Regions from separate parts of the Homo sapiens genome. Here region 2 is linked to region 1. A link is a contact called in ENCODE Hi-C data. All regions are on one chromosome and are shown on one strand. Each heading gives the region's core, a stretch centred on a gene start or an enhancer-like site at or near the end of the contact. The rest is flanking DNA. Distances are from core to core; before and after follow the strand shown.

Region 1 (4,746 bases), core at 1-2,500:
TACCCCTCTTTCAGGGTGGTTGAGTTTCAACCATTGTTAAGAAATTGTTTTGGAACACTTCAGAGCTCTGGAGAGATGAAAAATTCTTTTCTGTTGTATTCAGAATAGCTTATTCAATTGGGGCTGGTGTCTCTCTTGGTCCTAACTCTGTTTCTCTGTTGTTCAGGGACTTGGGAGCAATGTCATTCATTGCCGGAAAGATGGCACCTGGAACGGCTCCTTCCATGTCTGCCAGGAGATGCAAGGCCAGTGCTCGGTTCCAAACGAGCTCAACAGCAACCTCAAACTGCAGTGCCCTGATGGCTATGCCATAGGTATGATGGGCCCGAGAGGGGAGCAGTAGGAGGGGCAATTCCTTCCAGCAATGCAGGGCTAATGCCTGGGTGGGTCATTGAACACCCTGGCCACATGAGTTCCTGCGTAGGCACTACAGAAAGAGAGATGAATTAGTGTAGACCATGTCCTCCCAGAAAGAGGGTCAGGGACAGGGATATGGTGACACAATGGTGGGTGAGTGTGCACAGTTACAACAGAATACAGAAAAGCTGTCAGGTGCCTGGTGGGGACACAGAAGACTCCCACAGGAAGGGATGCTTACTTGGGGATTTGAAAAAGCTTGTCGGGGAAGAAATGCTATTGCAGGCAGAAGAAACTCTGTGGCTGAGGAGCAGGAGTTATGAAAGCACACATCACATTTAGGGAAGCAATAGCAGTCTGGTGCAGCTTCTTTTATTATTAATCTTGAAATTTGCATCATACTAAACATTCATGAGTACCTGATATAGTTCAGGCCCTTCATCAAGCACTTGAAAGGCATTATATCTTATCCTCACAATAACCTTTAACAGATGAGGGAATCAAAACTTGAGGGGATAATGGAACATGCTCCCAAATCCTGAGACCCATCCTATTCCAAAGTCTGACTTCTTTCCATGGCATCTCAGCTGCATCCAAGATGAGCATAAACTGCATTTTCAAAATACTCTTTGCATGGTGACAGGCCAGCTCGAGAAATACACACAGTGAGAAGAGACAAGCTGGGATTGTATGCCAGGGATTTGCCTCGTTGAAACCAGGTGTCTGGACACATGCATTAATCACCAGCACCACAGCTTTCCGGGGTACTCAGAGTGCATGGAGTGTGACCTCATTTAAGGGCAGTGATGCTGACCTTTTGGGCTGATTCCCTAATTGACCATGATGAAAAGCCTAGGGAACTGAACATCCTTTCTCCTGGCCAATATGATTTATAGAGCAATCACCAGGGGTGTCTGGTGTAGAAGGTTATCTGAATGTGCATAGAGCCAACATGATCTTCATCCAGCAAACAGAGAGTTATCACTGCATGTCCAGAAGCAAGGCCTGTGTGGTTGGAGAGGGAAGGTTCATGGGGACTGTCCATCCTTTTTTGAAGATGAAAACACATGCCCTCAGATAGCAGAAGTTCTTCACTGTAACTTACAGTGGGAATCAGCACTCTTGTGTTTAGCCCAGGACACTGGCTCCTGCATGGGTCAGAAAACACCAAAACACATGATTGCTCTCGCTGATGGTTTGGAAGGTACTTTAAGATCTTATACAGCCACCAATTCATGAGATGCTGACCAGGAGTGTTGCAGAGAGATGGGATCTTATAGGACCTGCTAATATAGGCATTCTAGAAGGTTGGGCAACAAGTATTGCCATGGTGAGCAGCATGGGCTGCACCATCCCAAGGCCAACACTTTCTCCTTTCCATCATTCCTGATAGGTGTGCGTGGTCCTGAACAAGTATGTCTGTGATGGGGTCCCAACCTCCAGCTCAATCAGAATATGCAAGTGAATATTCATTCATACTCTTAACTGGCATTGAGTGGCTCTGTGAGAAAAAGCCTAATTAAGTGACCTTTAGGGAAAACCTACAGAAACAAATTTGCTGCATATCTATACCCACTGACACATTCAAATACATTCACACGTGCATACATAAACGCATGCCACATGCTGAAATGCTTCATAAACAAACAGCCCCAAACACACACATCATATAGTAAGCTCATGCCTAACACCTACACATCAGCCAAATACCACACAAATGCATCACTCTCACAAACACATACACACACAGGTAGCACATAAACCTATACACAGCACTCACATGCAATACATACAAATCTCATACTTCAACAAACACAAACACATTTTATGTCCCAAAACATATCAAACACACAGAAAGACGCACAAAAGGCAAACAAACCTCACAGACGCATTTACATATTTTATTCAGATGTCTCAACTGTACGCAAATGAGTACGATACCTGGCTGTCTTCTCTCCATCAGAACAGTGGAGAAAGAGGGGAAGGGGTGGGAGGGTGGTATTTCTTTACCCACTGAGTGTTTTCATGGTCAAAGCAGAAAGGGAAAGAAATCTATATGATATTGCAGCCTGAATTAACTCCTTTCCTGTACCCCAAGTCCCCACGGCTGGCACCCAGATGTCCATCTTATAAATGTGATAATCCAGGGCAGATGATGAGTGCATAGGGACACTGGAGGAGATCAGAGAGAAAAAGCCACATAGGGAGACAGGAAGACTGAGGGTGAGAATGAGAAACAAGGCAGGAGAGCAGTTTTTGCTCATCCACTCCTCAGCCCCAGCTGTATCCTCGCTTTCCTCCAAATGCGCCTGACTTCCACCTCCCAGGCTGAGCCCTTCCCTGAGGAGAATCCACTTTGCCAAGGAGAGGGATTTGATCACTGGCCTTATAAGCAGGGGTGAGATATGTGTCGGGCTTGGGGGCTGGAGGGCACATTCTGGAGTCACCCAGACCAGCTCCCCCTGCGTGCCTCCCCCAGGCCACCTGGGGAGGCTTCTGTGGCAGTTATGAGCCCTCAGAAAGTTGCTGCTGCTGCCACCAGGGCTGCCACCCTCCCCGCGCCTCCCGGGAAGGAGACGCGGAGGCCTGGTGAGATCACCACTCTGTAAGGATGCCAATAATGGCTCATATATCACAACACAGCAGCCTGGTCCTAAAGCCCCAGAGCTGGGGTAGGGGAGGAGAGCCTGGGGGAGGGAGACGCGGAGAAAGAGAAATTAAGACATGACCGCTGCATAGGACAGCAAGTGTCTCCTGTTTTGACAACCGTTTTTTTTTTTTTTTCCTCTCTTGGGATAAGATAGCCTTTGTCTATTTCTCAGAGGCTGCATTTTTTTTTTTCAAAAGGATTTTATTATCACAGCCTTGTCTCATCTTTGCTCCCTAAAAACTCCTTTAGAACTGGTCTCATGATAAAGCACACTCCATAAGCAGTTTCTCTGACTGCTTAGGGATTTTTGCTCCTTATTCTCATCACTCATCATTTTTGTCTGTGTTATCCCCATTTCTTGTCTCTCCTCTGGCCTCTCACCATCTCTCCTGTTTCGATGGCTGCCTCCTTCTCTCCTCTCTCTGTGTGGCTGCACTGTTATCGATTGTGGGGCCTGGAATTAGAGATGTGGCTCTCTCCTCACCAGCTTTGTGCCCTGAGCTTTGTGCCTTTTGGCTCTCCAACCTGTGAAACGGGTGTCATGTACATATGTATATTTGGAAGGGGGCCTCTGAAATAGCTAATACATACATATGTATATTTGGAAGGGGGGACTTTAAAATAGCTAATAGAATAGGATATTTAAAGAAAAGAGTTGACTTGCTCCTAGTGTTTGGAGGGTGGTTTCGATACTAAGAGAAATGGCCTCTTTCAGGCCTAGTCAGATTCTGACAGGTTGTTTCTTTGCCCACATGAATAAATGCCTCTTTGGGGTACTGAGTACTTTCCATGGACTAGGCTTGATTTTTCAGATGACCTCAGGATGTGTGAGGTCAGGGTAGAGAATGAATGAGCTGAATTACAGTCAACTTGCCAACCCACAGCCTGGAAGTCAACTGTCTTCACCCAAAAGTTCCTGGACCAAGGGCTTCTATGTAGTAGCCCTATCTCTATTAGTCATTTACCCCTTCTTTGACTCATTACCTGATTTTTTTTATTCCTTTATCCATTTAATCCATAACTCACTCATTCACTTATCCATTTATGTACTTACTTCTTCCTTCATACGACACCTAAATGCATATTCATCAGTCAGTCATCATGCCATTCATTTATCCATTAATCCACTCATTTCCTGATCCATTGATGTACTTATTCACTCACTGTCTCTTGCACTCATTTTACAAATACTTATTGGGTGCCTATAATCTGCCATGCACAGTGCCAAGCTCTGGACATAGAATGGGGAGCATGGGTAGTGCTGGCCCTATAGAGTTACAGTCCAGCAGGGAAGAGAGCTATTGATATCACACTCACCAAGCAAACAGGAAATGATCATGTGACAATTCTGTCATGGGCACCTAGGAGGGGCTTGGCCTGTCAGGAAACCATGAAGGTCTTCTCTGAGCAAGTGGCTTGGGATTGAGGTCTGTAAGATCATTAAAAATGCACTTGTTGGAGTGGGAAGGGTCTTTAAGGCACAGGGAAAGGCAGGGATGAAACCCTGGGGCAAGAGAAGCTGGTATTGCATTTATGTGCTCATCATTCACTCGGCCAGTGCTCACTGAGCTCTACCTGGGTGTCACACGCTGGGTTAAACTCCGAGATGAATCAAGCACATCTGATGATGGAGTACTCTCACTCAGTTGTGGAATTCAGGGCAAACTTCTTAGAAGAATTGAACTGGCCCTTGAATAATGGATAGAATTCGGTTATGGGAAGGCAGATTGGGGGACATT
Region 2 (4,303 bases), core at 1,401-3,900, 280 kb after region 1:
CAGTAGAAGCATGTCCAATGTCATATAATAATCAAGGACAGAGCCTAGTTCAGATTCCTAGTGTCTCCGTTTTCTAGTTTTCCCAAAGAAAACTCCCAACCCTGAGATGAAAAGGGATAAATACTAGATTGCCTACTTTACAAATAAGTAAAAGTCAGATCACATAGACAGTAAATGGCAGAGAAGGGATTCAAATCCAACTCTGTCTGGCTCTTTAGTATGCCACTCCTCTGCCTCCTCCACTTGGAAGACTCTCTTTCACCCAGGAGCTAAGTTAACAACCACACAAAGTCTTGTACATTTAAGCACCAGTTGTGCTGAGCCAAGCTCTGTGGCTTTGGGCTGTGTAAGAGCCATTTAACAGGTGGAGGGAGGAGATTTATGCATTAATCAAATTATTCTTCATAAAGAGTTTTTCCCTGCTTCTCTTGTTCAAAACAACAGCACAAGGTATAATCAAGGGCTCGTTTCCAGCTTAGGCAGAAGGCATCATCTTTTCCCATGCATTCACTGGAATGTACCTAAGGAGACCCCAACTACCCAAGGAGCTAGGGTCCAATGGTCCCCAAGGCCATCGAGAATACCTTGGTCCAGAATCAGAGGACAAAAATACCCCACAAACCTCAGGCATGTCATATCCTCTCTCTGTTAGTCCCTAACTGTGCCATAAAATGGGGTTCAGGATTTTACTCAGAGCCTCTACTCCAGGGGTAGGGAGTTCTCATACAGAGGAACTTCCACTCTGCATTAGAATGAGCTATGATATTCATTGCCAACAGAATACAAGTTCCAGCAATGTTTATAAAGTGAGAAAATGCCCCTGAGATCCCTCCATTTGTAAAGTGCCCTTTTGGGTTAGCCAATGGCCTCTCCCATACAAAATATGAATCCTATTCTAAAATGTCATGTCCCTAGCACTTTAGGTACCAGCAAAGTTTTCAAGTACTATCTAGAAGAGGAGTTACCAAAGGAAACATAGAAAAAGAAAAGAGCCATTTTAAATAAACATATTCTTATCACTATCATAGATAACATTCGTCTGTTAAGTGATTTCTTCTTGGACATTATGCATTCATTATCTCTTTTGATTCCCATGAAGTAGGGATTGTGAGACCACATTTTACAAGTGTGGAAACTGAGGTATGAAGACACCATTCAGCATCACATAGTGAATGGGGATTGAGGAAACATCCAAACCCAAGCCGGTAGAGCAAAGAACCTGTACTATCTGCTTCCATGTAAATAAAGTGTCTTGTAGGAAACTCAGAAAGAAACTGACTCCACTTATCTGTTTTTTAATTTTTGTTTTGTTCTGTTTTGTTCTTTGTTTTTTGAAGTAGGAAAAGAAAGTCCCAGAAAGAGAAAAGAACTTGCTATGACCTGCTATGTCTCAGTGTGAAAGCCCAGGCCCCTCAACTATAGGTCAGGGCTCTGAAGTGTTTTCTTGTATCCATGTGGCCTGTAGAGATGATAGAAAGATGGAAAAGTCATGGGAGGAAGGGTGATGGGAGTTAGTGGCAGAGTTGGAGAAAAAATGATAAACAAAACGAGAGTAGCTGCTTTTTCTTCCCACCAGCGTTGTTTTGTGGCCATATTCCCTTCCTCCAGGATCATTTCCAGACCTGCAGTGGGTCTATCCCACTCATTCCCACTGCAACCTGGCTCCTTTGGAAATGTCTAAGGCACTCCATCCCTTAGGCTGTCATGACACTTTAAACAGGCCTTTCATTTGTGTTTGGGGAGGGAAAGAAGAAACTGGAGACTTGGAGGAAGCCGCCTACAGTCTTTCAGCTCTAACATTTCTTTGCAAGGATCACTAAGAGGAAAAGAGAGTAGAAGTGAGAAGATAGTGCCCATGCCTGTCTGTTTGCTCTAACTTCTCCTGGCTTCCCCATTGCCCTGGGGCTAAACTCCTCACCACATGTTGTACAGTTCTGCCTGACTTCTCTTCAGCATTGTCCATGGAGTTTTCTCCCAGTCTCAGCTCCAGCCACACTGGTTTTCATTCTCTTCCTGAAATGGGTCACATTTGCTCATTCTTCAGGTGTTTGCAGAAGTTGGGCATTCTACCAGCAATGTTCTCATTCTCCTCTTCCTTTCTGAAACCTCAGTCTTCCATATTCATTTTATGCACTTGGCCCCCAAAAGCTCACTTTACATGTCACTTTCTCAGGAAAGCCTTCTCTGACTGCGTAAGGCCCCTTAATACACGCTTGCAATCCACCAGCCTAGTACTCTATACAGTCTTGACTCTACTTATTAGTGTGATTGTTTCATTAATATCTGTCTTCTCCATAAGTCTGTGAACTCCGTAAAGATAAAGACCATATCCACTTGTCATACTGTTCACTCTTCAGGGTATAACGCAGTCTTAGCATACAGTGGGGGCTCAAAGATACTTAATGAATGAATGACTAGCACTTCCAGCTCTACAGGTCTCCTGCAAGGAGAACAGTGACATCTAGTGACCACTTTCACACTCTTGGGATTCTCTGATCACACACCACTAATTAGCCTCAGAAAGACCTCACTGGATTTCCAATAAGTTGAATATTTCAATGATGCTGAGGGAACCTGGCATGGAATCCAGACATAGGGGAATCTGGCTCCTGCACAAACAGGAAAGGCACCACCAGCCTATCTATTGCTATGCATGTGCCAAGAACACATTGCAAAAGTCCCGTGGCTTGGCTTGTAGTGTGCCACATTGCAGATGAGGACAGTGTGGCCCAGAAAGGCCGTCACTGGAGCGAGTTCACAGAGCAGTAAACAGGGATATTCACAGGCTCATTCACCAAGTCCCAGAAGGCCAGTTAAACAAAACTACATCCTCACTGATACAACACTAGTCGAACCACTAGGTATTTTTATTTATTTATGTTTTGGAGACAGTGTCTCATTCTGTTACCCAGGTTGAAGTGCAGTGACACAATCACAGCTCACTGAAGCCTTGACCTCCTCCTTGAGCGCTTGATGCGCTCAAGCGATCCTCCCACCTCAGCCTCCAGAGTAGCTGGATGACAGGTGTGCACCACCACACCAGGCCAATTTTTTCTTTTCTTTTTTTTTTTTTTGAGACAGAGTCTTGCTCTGTTGCCCAGACTGGAGTGCAATGGTGCGATCTTGGCTCACTGGAACCACTGCCTCTCGGGTTCAAGCGATTCTCCTGCCTCAGCCTCCTGAGTAGCTGGGATTATAGGTGCATGCCACCACACCCAACTAAGTTTTGTATTTTTAGTAGAGATGGGGTTTCACCATGTTGTACAAGCTGGTCTTGAACTCCTGACCTCATGATCAGCCCGTCTCGGCCTCCCAAAGTGCTAAGATTACAGGTGTGAGTCACCGCACTTGGCCTAATTTTTCTTTCAGAAATGGTGGTCTCCCTATATTGCCCAGGCTGGTCTTGAACCCACTGGGCTCAAGCTATCCTCTCACCTCAGGCTCCCAAAGTGCTGGGATTACAGGCGTGAACCACTGGCCCTGGGCCTGTTCTTGTTATTTATTGGAATCTGCAATAGCCTCCTCATGGATCTCCTTGATTCTACTCTTACATTCTCACAGTCTATCCTGACCCTGCAGCTGGAGGTGTGGAGACATACACATATGTATTTTATTGTTGGTGTTAGTTTGGGGACCTCTGATGCACAGAGTTAGATTATTTGCAGTGTTCAGTTTAGGACTGAAGCTCATTGTTGAGCCATGCATGGGTAGGCTTTATTTATTTGTTCAGTTAGCTAGTTAGTTTTAATAAACTTTTTAAACTTTAATGAACTCTCACTAATCTACCACCAAAAACACCAGCTAGGAGCTGGGCGCAGTGGCTTACACCTGTAATTCCAGCACTTTGGGAGGCTGAGGCGAGCAGATTGCTTCAGGTCAGAAGTTCGAGACCAGCCTGGCCAACATGTTGAAACCTTGTCTCTACTAAAAATACAAAAATTAGCCAGGCATGGTGGTGGACGCCTGTAATCCCAGCTACTCAGGAGGCTGAGGCAGAAGAATTGTTTGAACCCAGGAGGCGGAGGTTGCAGTGAGCCAAGATTGCGCCACTGCACCCTAGCCTGGGAGACAGAGTGAGACTCAGTCTCAAACAAACAAACAAAAAAACACCAGCTAGGAACTTGAGTACTTACATGTAACATATGCTTCCTTATGCCATTACCTTAGTTTTCCTGACTCAAGATCACCATCATCCTGTCTCCTATGTTCATCACTTCCTTGCTTCCCTTTTTAAATCATATTTATTGCATCTGTATTTATTCCTAAAAGATAGTATATTTGAGGTGTAGGTATGCTTTAACTT

What was found. Hi-C counts contacts between places; a loop is a spot of excess contacts on that map. Pooled maps may share reads with other maps.
Region 2: a loop to region 1 is called in a map of gastrocnemius medialis, with 3 times the contacts of the local background. The contact joins the enhancer-like site here to the promoter of PAPPA-AS2 in region 1. A Hi-C loop is called at or near these places in 3 of 168 maps with a recorded cell type or tissue (IMR-90, chondrocyte and gastrocnemius medialis) and 3 of 50 pooled maps.

The regions. Positions count from the first base shown.
Region 1 is chr9:116,362,426-116,367,171 of GRCh38, forward strand. It overlaps PAPPA-AS2 (PAPPA antisense RNA 2), which reads right to left and starts at 1,251. Exons shown (of 6, transcript NR_170222.1): 1 at 1,172-1,251. PAPPA (pappalysin 1) reads left to right here. Exons shown (of 22, transcript NM_002581.5): 18 at 167-314.
Region 2 is chr9:116,644,946-116,649,248 of GRCh38, forward strand. All of the region lies in intron 17 of ASTN2 (astrotactin 2), which reads right to left. Among named protein-coding and RNA genes, the nearest start is that of TRIM32, 40 kb to the right of the region's middle. Within about 2 kb of position 2,651, at least 3 of the 41 ENCODE cell types and tissues checked have a DNase peak (open chromatin) inside an H3K27ac peak, as active enhancers do; they include gastrocnemius medialis, where a contact is called at or near this core.